Regions from separate parts of the Mus musculus genome. Here all the other regions are linked to region 1. The links are chromatin loops, found by intact Hi-C in ENCODE. Cell type or tissue: left cerebral cortex. All regions are shown on one strand.

Region 1 (5,000 bases):
ATTGAAAGACCGTAGCTGGGAGAGTCATGAAAGGCCAGGCTGGGAGGCCATCTGAATCACTGCTGAGTGAGCAGCCCACCCAAGGCCACTCTTGGTTACTCTTGAGAGCTCCAGGGCATAGTGGCTGGTTTCCATGGTGACAATGCAAGACAAGGCCTTTCTCACACCATCCGGATGAGTGGGGACGTCAGCAGGGCAGGTGTCACACTGACTCATGAGCCACCCCTGATGTCAGGCACTAGACAGGGCCCACGGCTAGCTCTGTGATGACCTGTCCCCTTGCTTCCAGCCTGCAAGTCACACCACTGGTCCAGGGCATCTCTTTCCCTGTTAGATTGAGCTCTATGAGGTGGCCTCACATCAGGTGACTTGATACAGGCTCAGGGTCACTGCTATGTGGGTGCGGGGCTGGACAGTGCTGGGAGGTGGTCTGGTAAATCTGGAATGTGGGAACAGCCTTCCTGGTGTTTCTAGAGTGTTGAAGTGGGAGGAGATGGGCTGCACTGTGTTGGACACAGGCACTGACAGGGCCAAGTGACACCCATCAGGACCCTGTACCTGGCTCTAATAAGTTACTTTTCTTGGTGCTGTATCAAGATTCTGGCTAATGGAGGGAATTCTGGTTATCTGAGGGGGTTCTGGTTAACTGAGGGGCCCTGGCTAATGGCGTGGGTTCTGGGTAACTGAAGGGGTTCTGGTTAACAGAGGGGTTCTGGTTAACTGAGGGAGTCCTGGTTAACAGAGGGGAGGTTTTCTCCTGCCCACTGCTCCAGAAAGCACAGCCCACTGTGGTGGGAAGGCCTGGCCACAGGGCATGCTTGGTCCTTGGTGGTAGAAATTTGTTCACATGGAGGATCTGGAAACGGCTTGGGCAGGAAGCAGGACAGATTCACTTTAAGCCGGCCTCCATCAGCCCACGCTGCTGGTGAAGCCTTATGCCCCAAAGATTTCATAACCTCCCTAATGGAGACCAGGTATTCACACAGAGGTGCTGCAGGGGACATTCATACCGGAACCAAGCCACAGTCCATCCAGAGTGCCCATCTGAGCCCAGAAAGTGCTGCTTCCTGTCCTGTCTCAGCAGACTGGGGTGTTGGTCTCCTTTGCGCTAACATGGGAAGCAGCGGGAGCCGGGTACTGTGAGGGCGTGTGTCCATCTGTGCCTGAATCCCTCCTCCTGTCCTTGCAGAACCAGCTGAAGCAGTGTTTCTCCAGGCGAGCCCCTGAGGCCAAGGATACTGACACCCTCGTGCAGGAAGCCGACAGCCAGTATGGGACCTGGGCAGACCAGCACCAGAACGGGGGCAGGTAAGACTCACCTAGGTGATGCTGCCCGGTCCTCGGTGACACAGATGGGACAGAGGCTGCCTTGGTTTCTGATGCCGTGATTAACACTGTGACCTAAAGCAACTTGGGGAGGAAAGGGTTTTACATTTCCACATCACGGTTCACTACTAAAGGCAGTGAGGGCAGGGAGCTGATGCAGAGGCCATGGAGGGGTGCTGCTTACTGCCTTGCTTCCCCTGCCTTGATCAGCCTGCTCTCTTATAGAACAAAGACTACCAGCCCAGAGATGGTCCCACCCACATCAATCACTAATTAAGAAAATGCCCTACAGCCTTGCCTAAAGTCTTAATGGGGGCATTTTCTCAATTGAGGCTCCCTCCTCTCAGATGAGCTTGTGTCTGGTGGACATAAAACTATTCGGCACAGAGTCTATGTGACAGTCTCAGAGATTTCTGTATTTTAGGAAATTGTAACAGGAAGAGGCATAAGAAAGGCATAAGAAAAGCTCAAAAAGATGGAAATAAAGTGTAAAATATTGACAGCAGGCAAGCAGTCTGGACAGTCAGGAGCGTGCAGAGGTAGGCAGACCCACAGGGACAGACACCCACAAGGACAAACGTACAGACATAGTAAACTGGAACACTGCTGTAAACAGGAGGCAGGTCAGCAGTGCGGGCAGCGGTCTGGGTACCTTGTGGTAGCACAGCATTCTGAGGTTCGTCAAACACAAGGCTCCCCACACGCATCCACACGTGCCTTAAAGCATTTATAGACGACAATGCCATATTACAGTGCCAAAGCCTGGTCTCTCCCATGAGGCCAGGCTGGTCTCTCTGGGGCCGGCTGCACAGCGCTGTAGGGTGTGTCACTCCTGGTAAGCTCTGTGTCCGGAGTGCTTTTCCACTATGTAAACACACTGAAGATGGACGGACAGACAGCAGCCCTGGGTCCACCCCAAGCCCAGGAAACAATTATGTACAACAATGAACAGTAACAGCCAACAGCAAAGTGTAAAACCAGAAAACCGCTATTGGGCCTCAGGGTCACAACTGCATTTGTGTGTCTGCTGTCAGGAGTGTGTGTGTCTGTGTGAGTCTGTGTGTTTGTGTGTGTACACATACCTGACGATTCATGGTCCGCACACTATTCTGTAAGCAGTATGAGCATGTATGTGGTTCGAAGAATCCTCTTCTGCCTGGCTGGGAAGGAACCCTTGGGTCAGCTGTTGGGAACTGCAGATGGGAGGTGGTGGCAAACCCATCCCTCCCTCATGGGGGGTGCAGGGTCAGTGAGATGAATCTGCCCACGGGCACCTTCCTCCACAGAAAGGGCAGGTGCCTGGCATCTGCTGCAGGCTTCGGTCATGCCTGACTGACTAGCCCTATGGTCTCTGGACATCATGCCAGGATGGGAAACTGAGGCTCAGAGAGAGGCAGGGACCTGAGTAAAAAAACACTCTATCAGTGGCTAAGTGATCTGGGCTTGTACCCGGGCCTCCATCTCTCCCACCGCTCCTAACCTATGACTTATGTGTGTAGTGAGCTTCCTCGAGTGTTTGTAAGCATCCCTGTGGGAGCTTCCAACTATCTGGTTATCTGTGCTGTCTCCAGAGGGACCCTGAGTCCCTGCAGGACCCCATTCCTCCAGCTTCTGTCTGAAGATCTGAGACCTTGGAGCTTCCAATGGCTAGTGCCCCCTGCTGTCCTCCAAAGGAACTGCAGCTTCCTGGGACCAGGCTCTCTTGCCTTGGACAGTGGTGCCCCCTGCTGCCTGGAAGGTGGTACTTCCCTCAGCCTCTGTGTTTGCCCTCTTCCCTGTTAACACCCCCATGCCTCCCAGCCATGAAAGTGTTTTTGAGTTGGGAAACAGACTAGCACTCCAGGGTGGAGGATTCAGCCCCAGGGGTGTCAGGTGAGCCCTCCTGTGCAATACTGTCTAAGCTCCTTGTTCTTTCAGTGTATGAGGAGAGGTTGTGGCTACAATGTTTCCATCTGTGGTGGTCCTGGTGACTTGCCTGGGTGGTACCCAAAATCCCCTCAAGATTCCATTTCCCACATGGTGCCTGGAAGAGTAGGTTCTCAAGTCTCCACTGAGCGTGTGAGGGAGAGAGAGGCCGAGTGTGTGAGGGAGGGAGAGGCTGAGTATGTGAAGGAGGGAGGACTGAGTGTGTGAGGGAGGGAGGACCGAGTGTGTGAGGGAGGGACTGAGAGACTGAGTGAGTGGGTAACTAAGCTAGTGACTGACTGGCTGAGTGAGTAAGTGACTGAAGTGAGCAAGTAAATGGCTGACGGGAGAGAGGGACCACTGAGTGCTTGGATGAGGGAGTGAATGAGTGACTGACTAGACTGACTGGCTGGCTGGCTGACTCACTGACTGGGCATATGAATGAATGAATGAATGAATGAATGAGTAACTCACTGGCTGACTGACTGACTGACTGGCTGACTGACTGACTGACACCGAGGAGGTAACTGAATGCCTGACTTACTGATTGGGTGACTGGCTGTGTGACTGGCTGAATGAATGAATGGCTGACACTAACTCACTGGCTGGCTGGCTGACTAACTAACTAACTGAGTGGGTGACTGAATGCCTGACTCACTGATTGGGTGACTGGCTGGGTTACTGACTGGGTAACTGGATGAATGAATGAATAAATGAATGGTTGGTTGACTGAGTAGCTCACTGGCTGACTGGGTGACTAACTGACTGACTGAGTAGGTGACTGAATGCCTAACTGGCTGGCTGGCTGGATGGATGGATGGATGAGTGGATGGATGGATGGTTGGTTGACAGAGTAACTCACTAACCAACTGGCTGGCTGGCCAGGTGAGCGAGGCAGCTGTTGGTCTGAATCAAGAGGCCCGAGGCCCAGTCTTCTGTGCTGGTTATTAGGGACCCTCCGACCTGCCTCGCCGTCACCCAGGGGAAACGCAGCAGGAGCTGCCCACATAGGCCCTGCATTGTGTCAGCTGTGCAGGTCATCAGGGAGTACACAGAGTGGGGGAAGTGGGTTTTGTCTTTAGAGGGGTCCCCAGGGTTGGTGTTAGAAGTGGACTGATGAGTCCCGGCAGGTCCCCACATGGACGGACCTGAGGTCTGAGGTCCCTGAAGCTTTTTTTCTTCAGAGCCTTGAAGTTCACCACATATCTCCCCACGGCCTGTGTTGCCTCTCATTCATTCATCATTCTCTGTCTGTCTGTCTGTCTCTCTCTCTCTGCCTCCCCCTGTGTGTGTGTGTTTATATGTGTGTGTTCGTGTTTCTAGGAACAGGTGGTTGCTATATAGCCCAGGTTGGCCTCCATCCCCTGACCCTCCTGCTTCTGCCTCCTCCTGTGGCGATTCCTGGTGTGCCACCATCACTCTGGGTTGGGTCTTGGCTCTCCTTTGCAACCTGCGCTCAGCAGCTCCTGGGTTGGGTGGCGCACAGTCTCTGGAGCAGACTGAGGAGCATCCCCGTTCTACACCTGAGCAGTGTCTCGTGGGACAACGGACCCCTAGCTACTGTTGCCAGGAGTGGAGATCTTCCAGGAAGCCCTGGTGTCCTCTGAGCTTGAACTCTGAGCCGCATGCTCCTGTGCTTGGGGTTTGGTGTCCTAGGACCCTCAGTGACCTCTGTCACCTTCCACCTTTTCTTGCAGTTTTGGCCCCGAGTCTCCGTCTCCTGACAGCAGCGCAGCGTCCGTGGGAAAGCAGCCCCCTGGCAGTCACTT
Region 2 (5,000 bases), 67 kb before region 1:
GTTTAACTCAGCATGTCCAACCTGGAGCTGGCTTACTGTCTCCCCCCTGCAAACGACTTCTTATGACACCCAGTCCCAGCCTGGCTGCCCCGCAGGTGTGCAGTCAGTGAACCCCATCATGTTTGTGAGGTCTGTGGTGACCACATGAGGTGTGTTCTGCTCTGATGGAAATGTGTGTTTGGGGGTGTTTCAGTTCAGGGCAGTTCCTGATCCTGCCTCTTGGTGGGCCATGATTGTTGTGCTTCTGAGCTATATAGCATTGCTGTCGATTAGAATTGCATGCATTGCAAGGTGTGGCTACAGTTGCTGCACTCCCCACCTGCAGTGTTTGAGTGTCCCCCACCCTTTGATTGCTAATACTCTCATGCCTTTTTTAATGCTCACACACCTTCAAGTACTGTTTGGCAGAGTTCTGGTAATGTTCTTTAAAATGTCCTGGAAGATTCCAGTCTGAGCCCCTGTTTCTCACCCAGCCTGTGTGGAAAAACAGCTTTATCCTAAAAGTCAACTCCTGATGATGGGCCATGCCTAAGGACTTTGGAGGCCGTGGGAGATGGTTCTATAATCCATTAGTGATGTCTGCATGAATCAAGGCAGGCAGAGAACTGGATGTCAAGTGTTTGTTACTCCTGGTTCAGGAGCAAGTTTTGTGACACGCAAACACACACACATACACACACACACACACAGAGTTCAGTGCACATATGAATGCACATGCCCCAAAAGAATTTGGAGAACTTTGCTTACAGTTCTCGAAATCTCAGAAATATTTGTCTATGTTTTGTCTCCCTCCCTTGTGGGTCTGGGCTCTCCTCCAACACAGGGGTACCTGAGCCTTGCAATCTATCAAGGTCTCAGGAGCTACCCAGCCTCCTGATGCCCGTGTCCTGTCCCAAATGGGACATCACCAAGTGTGTAGCAGGAAGATTCTCACAGGCTGCTGGGGACCCACACTGGGATCCTCACGCCTGCACAGCAAGCTCTCTACCCTCTGAGGATTCGCCAGCCCAGGATGATCTTGCACTCGCTTGGTAACCCAGGCAGGTCTTCCATCCTCCTGTCTCAATCTCTTGAGTAGCTAGAAAGACAAGCCTGAGTCATGATACCTGGCTATGACTTTTAAAAATAACTGTATAGTTTGTCTGTTTAAATTTCAACAGCTTTTGTTTGTTTGTTTGGAGACAGGGTTTCTCTGTGTAGCCCTGGCTGTCCTGGAGCTTGCTCTGTAGACCAGGCTGGCCTCGAACTCACAGAGATTTGTCTGCCTCTGTCTGGAGTTAAAGCCTGGTAGGGGCCCACCACCAGGCTAAACTTTGAATGCTCAGAGCTATAAAACCATTGCTACAGTGGGGCTTAGAAACTGTTATCACCCCCTGGGGATACCTACACCCACCAGTTGCCACACCTCCACTCCTTCCTCTCATGAGTCTGCTCTCTGGGCACATTCACCTGCACCCCAGAACCCAGAGGGATTTAGCAGCTCAGCAGAGACTTTTGGGCCTGGCTTTCCCTTGGAATGCTTCCGGTTTTGTGCATACAAGTGTCATGAACAAGTACCTTGTTCCTTTTTCATGGCTGAATAATATTCTGCTATATAAACATCCCATTTATTTATAATTAATAAAAGGGCTCAGGACACTGAGCTGGCATGGATCTCTACACAGAGTCCCTAGGTGGGACAGAGTGCGTGGGTGGATCTCTGAGGGTAGACCCCCCCAACTCACTATTGCTCAGCAGGGATTCCTAATGCCAGGCCTTCCTTGAGATGCCCTCAATTACCTTGAGATTCCTAACTCTAGCTTTGCAGCCCTGTCCCTCTGGACTGTGCGACTGAAGCTGCTTTGAGGGGGGACAAGCCCAGCCAGGGCAGGAATTCAGTGCCATGCAAGGTCAGAGGACTTGATACCTTCATGCCATGGTGCTGAGGCCTCACAAGGGTCTAGCTGATGGACTGAGGCTTGGAGAAACTGAGGCATGGGGAAGTGAGGTGATTTGGACAAAGCAGAGACTGGGGGGCATCAGAAGGACTCTGTACCCTGCAGCATCAGGTCTCAGTAGGGTGAGTGCTTTCTGACTGAGTTTTCTGTCCCTGTTCCCCCAGCCTTCTGTGAGATTGACCTTAACCAGAAACGACCACCAGGGGGCAGGGTGGAGGTGCTCAATGCAGTAGATTTTTAACATTCATTTTGTGTGTGTGTTGTGAGGTGTCAGTTCTGTATTCCATGTGGGTCCCAAGGATCAAATCCTGGGGGCCCTTAGGCTTTATATCAAGTGTCTTTGCTCACTGAGCCCTCGCTCAGGCCCAAGTTACTACTTTGTTTCTAAAGCCCGTCTCTTTGTCCTCAGCCTCTGAGGCCTCCTTTTCCATGACCCTGTTGATTCTCTCTGTCCACGGAGCTCGCTAATGGGCCATCCTGCCGTGTTCGCCCTTGACCCTGGGATGGTTTCTGTTCTTGGTACCCAGCGTCAGGGCCATCCTGGGTTGAGACCCTGCTGCATCCTGGGTTGAGGGCCATCCTGGATTGAGCACCCATGCCGCATGCTGGCCACATTTATGTTTACAATGATGCCTCTCTACCAGACAGAGGAAGAAACCTGTTTTTATTTCTAAAAGGAATGTGTGCTGGGTAGGAGGTAGGGTGCTCTGGTTAGCCCACAGCGAGAGAGCCTCGTGGGCTTGGGAACAATACTGCCGACTTGACAGGTTTTGAGACACCGCGCCTTTGGCTTGAAGTGTCTGACATCTTAGACCCATGGGTCCCTGTACACAGTAGGGGGCAGCATCCAGTAGGGCCTCAGGGGAAGTGGTGAGTGGGCGAGCTGCCTGGGTTCACATGCAGATGCCTGGGGTGCAGGAAGTGGGAGGTGTGATACTGACTCCGTGCCCCCCCCCCTCCCGCAGCACCCACTCCCTGTCTCTGCACAGGAATGTGGCTCGTGGGTCTGGCCGGCCACGTGGTCTGTGTGTCCGTGGAGGCTGAAATGTAGGTCACAGATGCAAGCCTTTGACCGACCTAAGACAGCACAGGAGAGTTAAACCCTCCCCCCGCCCCGCAGACAGATCTAGCTCACCAGAGTTTCTAACACAAGGTGTTAGACTCCCACAGGGTTCCCAAATCTAGTTTTGCAGCAGCCCTGTCCTTTGGGACTGCACACCAGGAGCTAACAGGATGCCAGGCCCACCCAGGGCAGGAATTCAGTGACATGCAGGGTCACTAATAAAAAGGCACAGAGGTAACCTATGATGCAGGTCACCTTTGGAGACCCTGGCATCAGTCCCTTAGAGGCATCCAGCTTGCTTTAGAGTGAGGGGTCATGTCTGAGCACCGGTTCAGGGCCTGCCATGGCCAGGAAGGGGCCTACGGAGGAGGAGCCAGAGGGAGTTGGCAGGCTAGGAGGGAGGGATGCCCAATTGTTGCATGAGGAGCTTGGGACAAGGAACTGTGGCTGGGACAAGGTGGCAAGGCCCTAGCTGGACCTCAGGCAATGAGCAGAGCCAGCCAGGTGGAGGCAGAGGTTAACTGGGACCCTGCGGGTCACTACACACATGTGACTCAAATGACAGGTCTCCTTGTCCGGCGCTGGAGGCCAGAGTGGGAAGTGAGTCTCGGTGTCGACAGGACGCCTTGCCTCCGGACAGTGCTTGGGAGAGTCCATTCTGTTGCCCGCCAGCCCCTCGAGGGTGCAGGCTTTTCTTGGCTTGAAGTCATGCTCTCCCTCCATAGTCTGCCTGACTCTCCCATGAATGTGCAGCCTCACCCCCTGCCCCCGTGACTGTACCTTGGGCCATCACAGCAAGGCACTAGAGGGAGGGACTGATATTTATTCCTGGAGGCTGAAAGCACAAGGTCAAGAAGTTGGAGGCTTCCGTCCCTCCACAGAGGACCTGTTCTTCCTCACGATGGTGCCTCTGGGTGTCCTCAGATGACAGAAGGGTTGAGCTGTCCCTTCAGCCCTTCCGAAGCCTGAGAAGTGGGTCCCTCATGGCTTCACCTTCTGAGGCTGGCCCCACGATCCAGAATGAGCCCACGTCGGGTTCCCTATGCTGTCTGCACCACTGGCTTCAGACATCGCCAGTTTCAAGATCGTAGGCGGAAGCATAGTTTTGGGGGTCGTCAGGGTCCGGTGGGGAGAGGCGAATAGGGCCCTGGGGTAGGGCGTTCACATAATACATCTAATAATACATCGTAATCTGCCGTTTTCCGTGCGTTCTGTCTACACCCTGGGCTTGCCTGGTCTGAGTTTGGAAGTTTCTTTTTTCTCTTGTCTTCCCCTACCACTACCTCCCATGGTGCCCTTCACTGTCATCGATGCTCCGCCCCCTCTACTGAGGCTCCGCCCCTATGCCTCCTGCTGTCCTGTGAGCTCCCCAGCTGGGCCCTGTTCTCCTTGTCCCTGGCTCCCTGCTGGGCCATCTGTCTTATGTGGCTTTGGGGTTCCTCTCTTTCCTGCCCATGTGGCTCCCTGTCATTCCATATCCTGTGTCTCTTTCTGCTTGTCACTCCCGGCCTCGCCTCCCGTCTCTCTTCCCTTCTCCCTGCTGCCCACTCTGCTTTGCCGTTGGTCTAGAGGAGCCCACAGCAGCAGGATCTGTCTGCCCGCCCGGCCTCTGGGCAGTCAGTCCTTTAGTCAGCAGTCAGCCCTAAGGCCCTGCTTCTCCTCACCCCGTTAGCAGAGTGCCCAGTCAGTCAGTCAGTCAGTCAGTCTGTCAGTCTGAGCGCAGAGTACAGGCGTCACCTGCTCTGTCTGTCAGTCAGCTGCTGGGGCAGGCACTGCCTTGGACTTGTGTCAGTAACTAAGCATGGCCCAGCCCTCCACTGTTCTGTCAGACAGCTGTCAGTCAGAGAGCAGGGCATGCGCTCCAACTTGTGGTTGGTCGGTTAGTGAGTAGGGCGGGCTTCCAACTGTTTTCAGGGCAGCTCCTCAGTGAATGAGCAGGGCCCACTGTGTTAACCAGTCAGGGTGTCCAGGCCCAGTTGTTAGGGGGCGGGGCTGGTCTT
Region 3 (5,000 bases), 130 kb before region 1:
AGCGCCACACCTCCTAATAGTGCTACTCCCTGGGTGAAGCATATCAAACCATCCCACTATCTAATTATCATCTAGATGTCTATGTATTACCTACCTGTCTATCCATCTACCTGTCTATTTATCAATGTATCTATCTCTATCACTGTCTGTCTGTCTATCATCTATCTATAAGCATCTATCTCTCTATCCCTTCCTCCCACCCACTCATGTGTGTAGCTATCCTATTATCTTTCCACCCCACACCATACTAATTAAGCATCTAGTACATGCTACGGTCTATCCTGGATGCTAGGTCGACCTCATTTTTTTTTTTAAATCACCATGTGGTTGCTGGGATTTGAACTCAGGACCTTTGGAAGAGCAACTGGCGCTCTTAACCACTGAGCGATCTCTCCAGCCCTCCTGGGTGCTAGGAACTGAACACGGGTCAGGACAGCCACAGCCTCTCTCCTGTGGATCCCACCCCTGCCTGAGGAAGAGAGATGTTGAGGAACTAAATCAATATATGAAGCAGATGTGAGGCAGTGTCATAGGAAACAATGGGATAGAGAGATAATCTGTGTGGAAGGGTCTTACAAAGCCTTGTGAGAAAGCCAAGTCTGACCTAAAGGTGGAGATGGGGGAGCTGTGTGTAGGTGTGGAAAGAGCACTACAGGCTGAGTGTGGCGCAGGTGCAAAGGCCCTGAGGCCAGCACATGCAGGGCACATCAGCAGAAGCAGAGAGGCCTCTCGGGTGGTTGGAATACAGAGTGATGGGGTGGTGGAGCCCCAGCATGGACAAACAGTGGTCAAGCTGTGCAGCAACCATGGAGGTGAAAGTCAACCTGACCAGATTTGCTGAAGGTATGAGAGGGAGTGTGTGTGTGTGTGTGTGTGTGTGTGTGTGTGTGTGTGTGTGAGATATCCCCAGGGCTTTTGGCCTGGAGTCTGGACCTGAGTGATAAGAGCTGGATCAGAGAAAGCAGTGGCTGAACAGGAGGCTGTGGCACTGAACCATGTGCATGGCAGATAGATGATCAATAGATGAGAGATAGATAGATAGATAGATAGATGAGAGATAGATAGATGAGAGATAGATAGATGAGAGATACATGAGAGATAGAGGGATGATAGATAGATAATTGATAGATGATAGATAAATTGATTGATAGATGATAGATAGGTAGATGGATGATAGATAGATTAATTGATAGATGATAGGTAGGTAGATAGATGATAGATAGGTAGATAGATGATAGATGGATGATAAATTAATTGATAGATGTTAGGTAGATAGATGATAGATAGATAAATAGATACATAGATGATAGATAAATTGATTGATAGATGATAGATGATCGATAGATGATAGATGATAAATACATAGATAGATAGATGATAGATAGATAGATGATATACAGACAGACAGACAGACAAATAGACAGATAGGGGATAGATACATAGAGACAGAGATGGCCAGGCTGCCCAGGCGAGACCTGAGGTCCTTCAACACATGGTCTCTTTCACTAGTATATGCCTCAACCAGGCCTGCTGGCTCTGTCACCTGGGACAAACAATACAATGGCTCAAAGCCTCTGTTTCCCCAACTACAAGATCCCTGGCCTACAACAGGGCTGCTTGACGTTTGGAGGGATGGGTTCCTTTGAACATATGATTTTTAAACTGTGGCTGTGTTCCACATTCAAGCTTCAAACCACACAGAGACACGAGCACACGACAGTGTGTGGTTCTAGGGCTCCCAGGGCCCCTAAGCAGTGCCTGAGGCCAGCCCGGCTCCTCCCCTGATATTCCCTCATCACTTTGGGTCAGGCTTCTTCAAGGTTACCTCTACAATGTGACCTCCCCTCATCCAGCTCTGGCTTAGAAGCTCTGGCCTGGAATGTAAATCTGTGAGCTTTAAAAAGGTGTCTTCCCCTTTAAAGGTCACATTCAGGTGGGTAAGCAGAGCAGGGTCACGTGAGGCGCTGGTCCGAGAAGAGTGTGTACTCACCCGTGCAAGGTTTCCTTCCTGAAATCAATAGCTATTCACTCTGGGCTGACGGATGGGCTGGACTGAGAGGGCAACTCCAGTCTCAAATAGGATGGGAGGAGGGGATGGTTTCCTGGGTAGGAGAAGGCACCGCTAGGGGTCCCAGAGCTACTATTAAATACTGGGGTCCAAACTGGGTATCCAAGCGTCCACCCCGAGTCTCACTGGCTTCATAGGAAGCCAGTGCTGCAGGATGCGCCAGCAGAGGGCGCGCTCACTCCACCTTCTTTCCGTGGGCTAATTCCCATGGCTTCTAGCTGAGGCTTGGCCAGCTTCACCGAGCATTTCCTGTAATTGTTCCCTTCCCTTCCCTTTCTCCAAGTCTGTCTTCCCTCGCTCCTGTTGGACTGGGATCACCTTCCCAAAGACGCCCGAACACGCCCAAGTTTGCCTGGGGCTCTGTTTGCCAGACCGAGCTTCCTGCTATGTGAATGAGTTCCAGCTCCCTCCTCTGCGGGTGAGGGCTGGAGAGACATCACCTCTTGAAGGGTTGTGGCCCTCGAAGCAGAATCCCCTGGATTGGTACCCCGCTAGTTTCACTAGTATCATCTCTACTGGGGAACTCGGGGTCTCCTTTGTGGATTATCTGTCGCCCGGTAAATTTAGAAGGAAACTCTTTAGAGGAGTTTGAGAGAAAGCAGGTCAGGTGGGCTGGAGGGAGTAGCTGCCTGTAGGAGGGGGGTGGAGAGTCAGAGCTGGTCAGTTACAGGTCAGGAAAGCAGGAACAGGAGCTGGGGATGCCTGGAGCATCCATTTACCTCCAGGAGCAGGCTTCCAGGTAGGAATCCAGACAGCGGGCAGGCTCATCCAGGAGGATCTGAGCCGCAGCATGCCTGGGTGCAGTTTGGGTTATATGAGCGTGCATCTCATTAAAGGCACAGTTATTTTTCCCATCTTCGCTTAATTGTATTCTGAGCACCGTCTCACTTAGCCCAGGCATACCTTGACTTCTCTTTGACGCCGCGGATAACCCACTGCCTCCACCCTACCATGCAGCCCTGCAGCATCCCAGATGGGATCGAACCCAGGGCTGGTAACCGCTGTCCAGTGAGCCACAGACCCCTACTCTCCGCCTCAACCCCCCTCCCCGCCCCCTGCGCGCCATCATCCAACGCGTCTTCGGGTTCTGTTTTCCTACTCAGGTGATTGGCAGAGCAAGTGAGACATCGCGAGAGGATAATGGTGTCCCTGCTGTCTCAGAACCATAATTTAGATTGCGTCTCTTCCCGGCTTGGAGGTATGATTCAGGTCCCTGTCCTTTTGCCCAAAACCCCTAAAAGAATAAATTTCAATTAATTAAAGAAGAAAAAAAAAATCCATCTTCCCCTGGGCCTCAGGAAAATCAAATCTTGAGGAGAGGCCCCGGGACACTCTCCCTTTTCTACGAAATCAGTGTGTTACCATGGAAACGGGAGGCGGAGTCCAAGGATGATTCTGAGAGGGAGGGTCTGTAATAAATAGCAAGACAAAGCAACTTAGTGGAGAAAGGCTTGTTCTGGCTTCACACTTTCCTAGGGACACAACCCATCACGGCGGGGCGGGGGGTGGGGGGAGTGTGGTGGCCAAGGAGTCGGAGTCCGGCTGGGGAAGCAAAGAGTGGACAGGAAGTAGAGCCAGGCCATGAAACCCCAAGGCCTTCCTTTCCCCCAGTGACTCACTTCCTCTCCTCTCCTTCCTAGAGCAGCGATTCTCAACTTTCCTAACTCTGCGACCCTTTAACACAGTTCCTCATGCTGTGCTGACCCCCCCACCCCACCCCGGCCATAAAATTAGTTCATTGCTACTTTCATAGCTGTAAAACTTTGCTACTGTTACGAATCATAATGCAAAAGTCTGATATGCCACATGCTCCTAAATGACCCACCTCAGGGGTCGTGACCCGCAGGTTGAGAACTGCTCTCCTAAATTTTCCTCAACCTTCCCAGACAGTGTCACCAGATAGAGATACTGGTATTCTAATGTCTGTGCCTGTGGGGGAATGGTTCACACTCGAACCACAACGGGGCCTATCCTTGGTGACCAAGAGCCCTGAATTGTGTCCTGTGATGATGCTGGCTCTAAGCGCGGTTCCTTCTTGAGGGTCAGCTCTGTTTCAGTATTTGAATCGTTACATGGTCATTGAGCTATACATAGATCAGCTGAGGGTAAGGTCCTCCCAGTAGTGCAATGCACTACAGCAGCAGCAGAGGTTTGGAGGGAAGAGGAAGCATTTCAAAGAGCAGATTGGTTCTTACCGTCAAAAACCAGGAAGGGCTATGGATGTGACTGAGTTGGTAGAGTGCTTGCCTGGTCAGCAGGAAGAGCTGGGTCTGATCCTCCGCACCTAAAGACTGGGCATTTGTGACAAAGGACTGTAATCCTAGCACTTGGGAGGCTGAGGCAGGAGGATTGACACAAGTTTCAGACTAGCTGTATTAAAACCCTGGCCGTGAAATAAAGCAAAAGCCAAGAACAGCTGAAACAGGGCCCTGCTAGGTAGCTGTGGTTTCCAGGGCTACCCAGTCGGTAGGGCAGATAAAACAGCATCACCCCCCAGGACACATGAAGCACACTGTGCGCAGCCCCCCCTGACCACCCGGGCGCTCAGGATCCCCTGCACTGAGGTTGGGCCAAGCCACCGTGGAATCTCCATTGTTATTGCAAATGCTGTTAGTCAGAACTATCTCTACAGACTTCCCGGAGGAGGCTGATGGTGGCTGATAAAAGATTCTAGGACAGTCCCTGGGGTGTACTGTCCTCTGTGTACCAGAATGAACAAGCCTGGGGTTCTGGCTCCAGGTAGAATGTGGAACCTGACACTCCCTGCTCAGGGTGTAATCCCTGGGCTTGTGTGGCTGGCAGCCTCTCACCTGGCAAGCACAAGAGAATGTGGAGGAGTCCAACCTGTCTCCCAGGAAGTCTCCCCTCCCCTGCCCCACGAGGACCCAGGTGCTTCTGGGAGTTGTAGTTTGGTTTGCTTCAGTGTTTCCTC

What was found. Peaks named below come from ENCODE experiments on the same cell type or tissue, not always from the same donor. Only the 100,000 strongest peaks of a DNase experiment are listed, where the experiment ranks them.
Region 2: it touches region 1 in a loop (4-fold over the local background); 36 of 42 quality-filtered maps call a loop at or near these places.
Region 3: it touches region 1 in a loop (7-fold over the local background); 16 of 42 quality-filtered maps call a loop at or near these places.

Annotation. Positions count from the first base shown.
Region 1 is chr5:113,097,767-113,102,766 of GRCm38, reverse strand. It overlaps 2900026A02Rik (RIKEN cDNA 2900026A02 gene), which reads left to right. Exons shown (of 13, transcript NM_001375886.1): 7 at 1,190-1,308; 8 at 4,929-5,000. Among named protein-coding and RNA genes, the nearest start is that of Crybb3, 19 kb to the right of the region's middle. In left cerebral cortex, a CTCF peak has its summit at 3,020 (motif pointing left); DNase peaks (open chromatin) are centred at 1,119, 1,925, 3,010, 3,487 and 2 more places; H3K27ac peaks cover 1,889 bases.
Region 2 is chr5:113,165,062-113,170,061 of GRCm38, reverse strand. The region is part of intron 6 of 2900026A02Rik (RIKEN cDNA 2900026A02 gene); the gene reads left to right. Among named protein-coding and RNA genes, the nearest start is that of Gm42161, 22 kb to the right of the region's middle. In left cerebral cortex, a CTCF peak has its summit at 2,143 (motif pointing right); DNase peaks (open chromatin) are centred at 2,154, 2,899, 4,430 and 4,913; H3K27ac peaks cover 1,050 bases.
Region 3 is chr5:113,223,992-113,228,991 of GRCm38, reverse strand. Tmem211 (transmembrane protein 211) reads right to left here and starts at 2,083. Exons shown (of 5, transcript NM_001033428.2): 1 at 1,991-2,083. In left cerebral cortex, a CTCF peak has its summit at 2,222 (motif pointing right); DNase peaks (open chromatin) are centred at 2,247 and 4,915.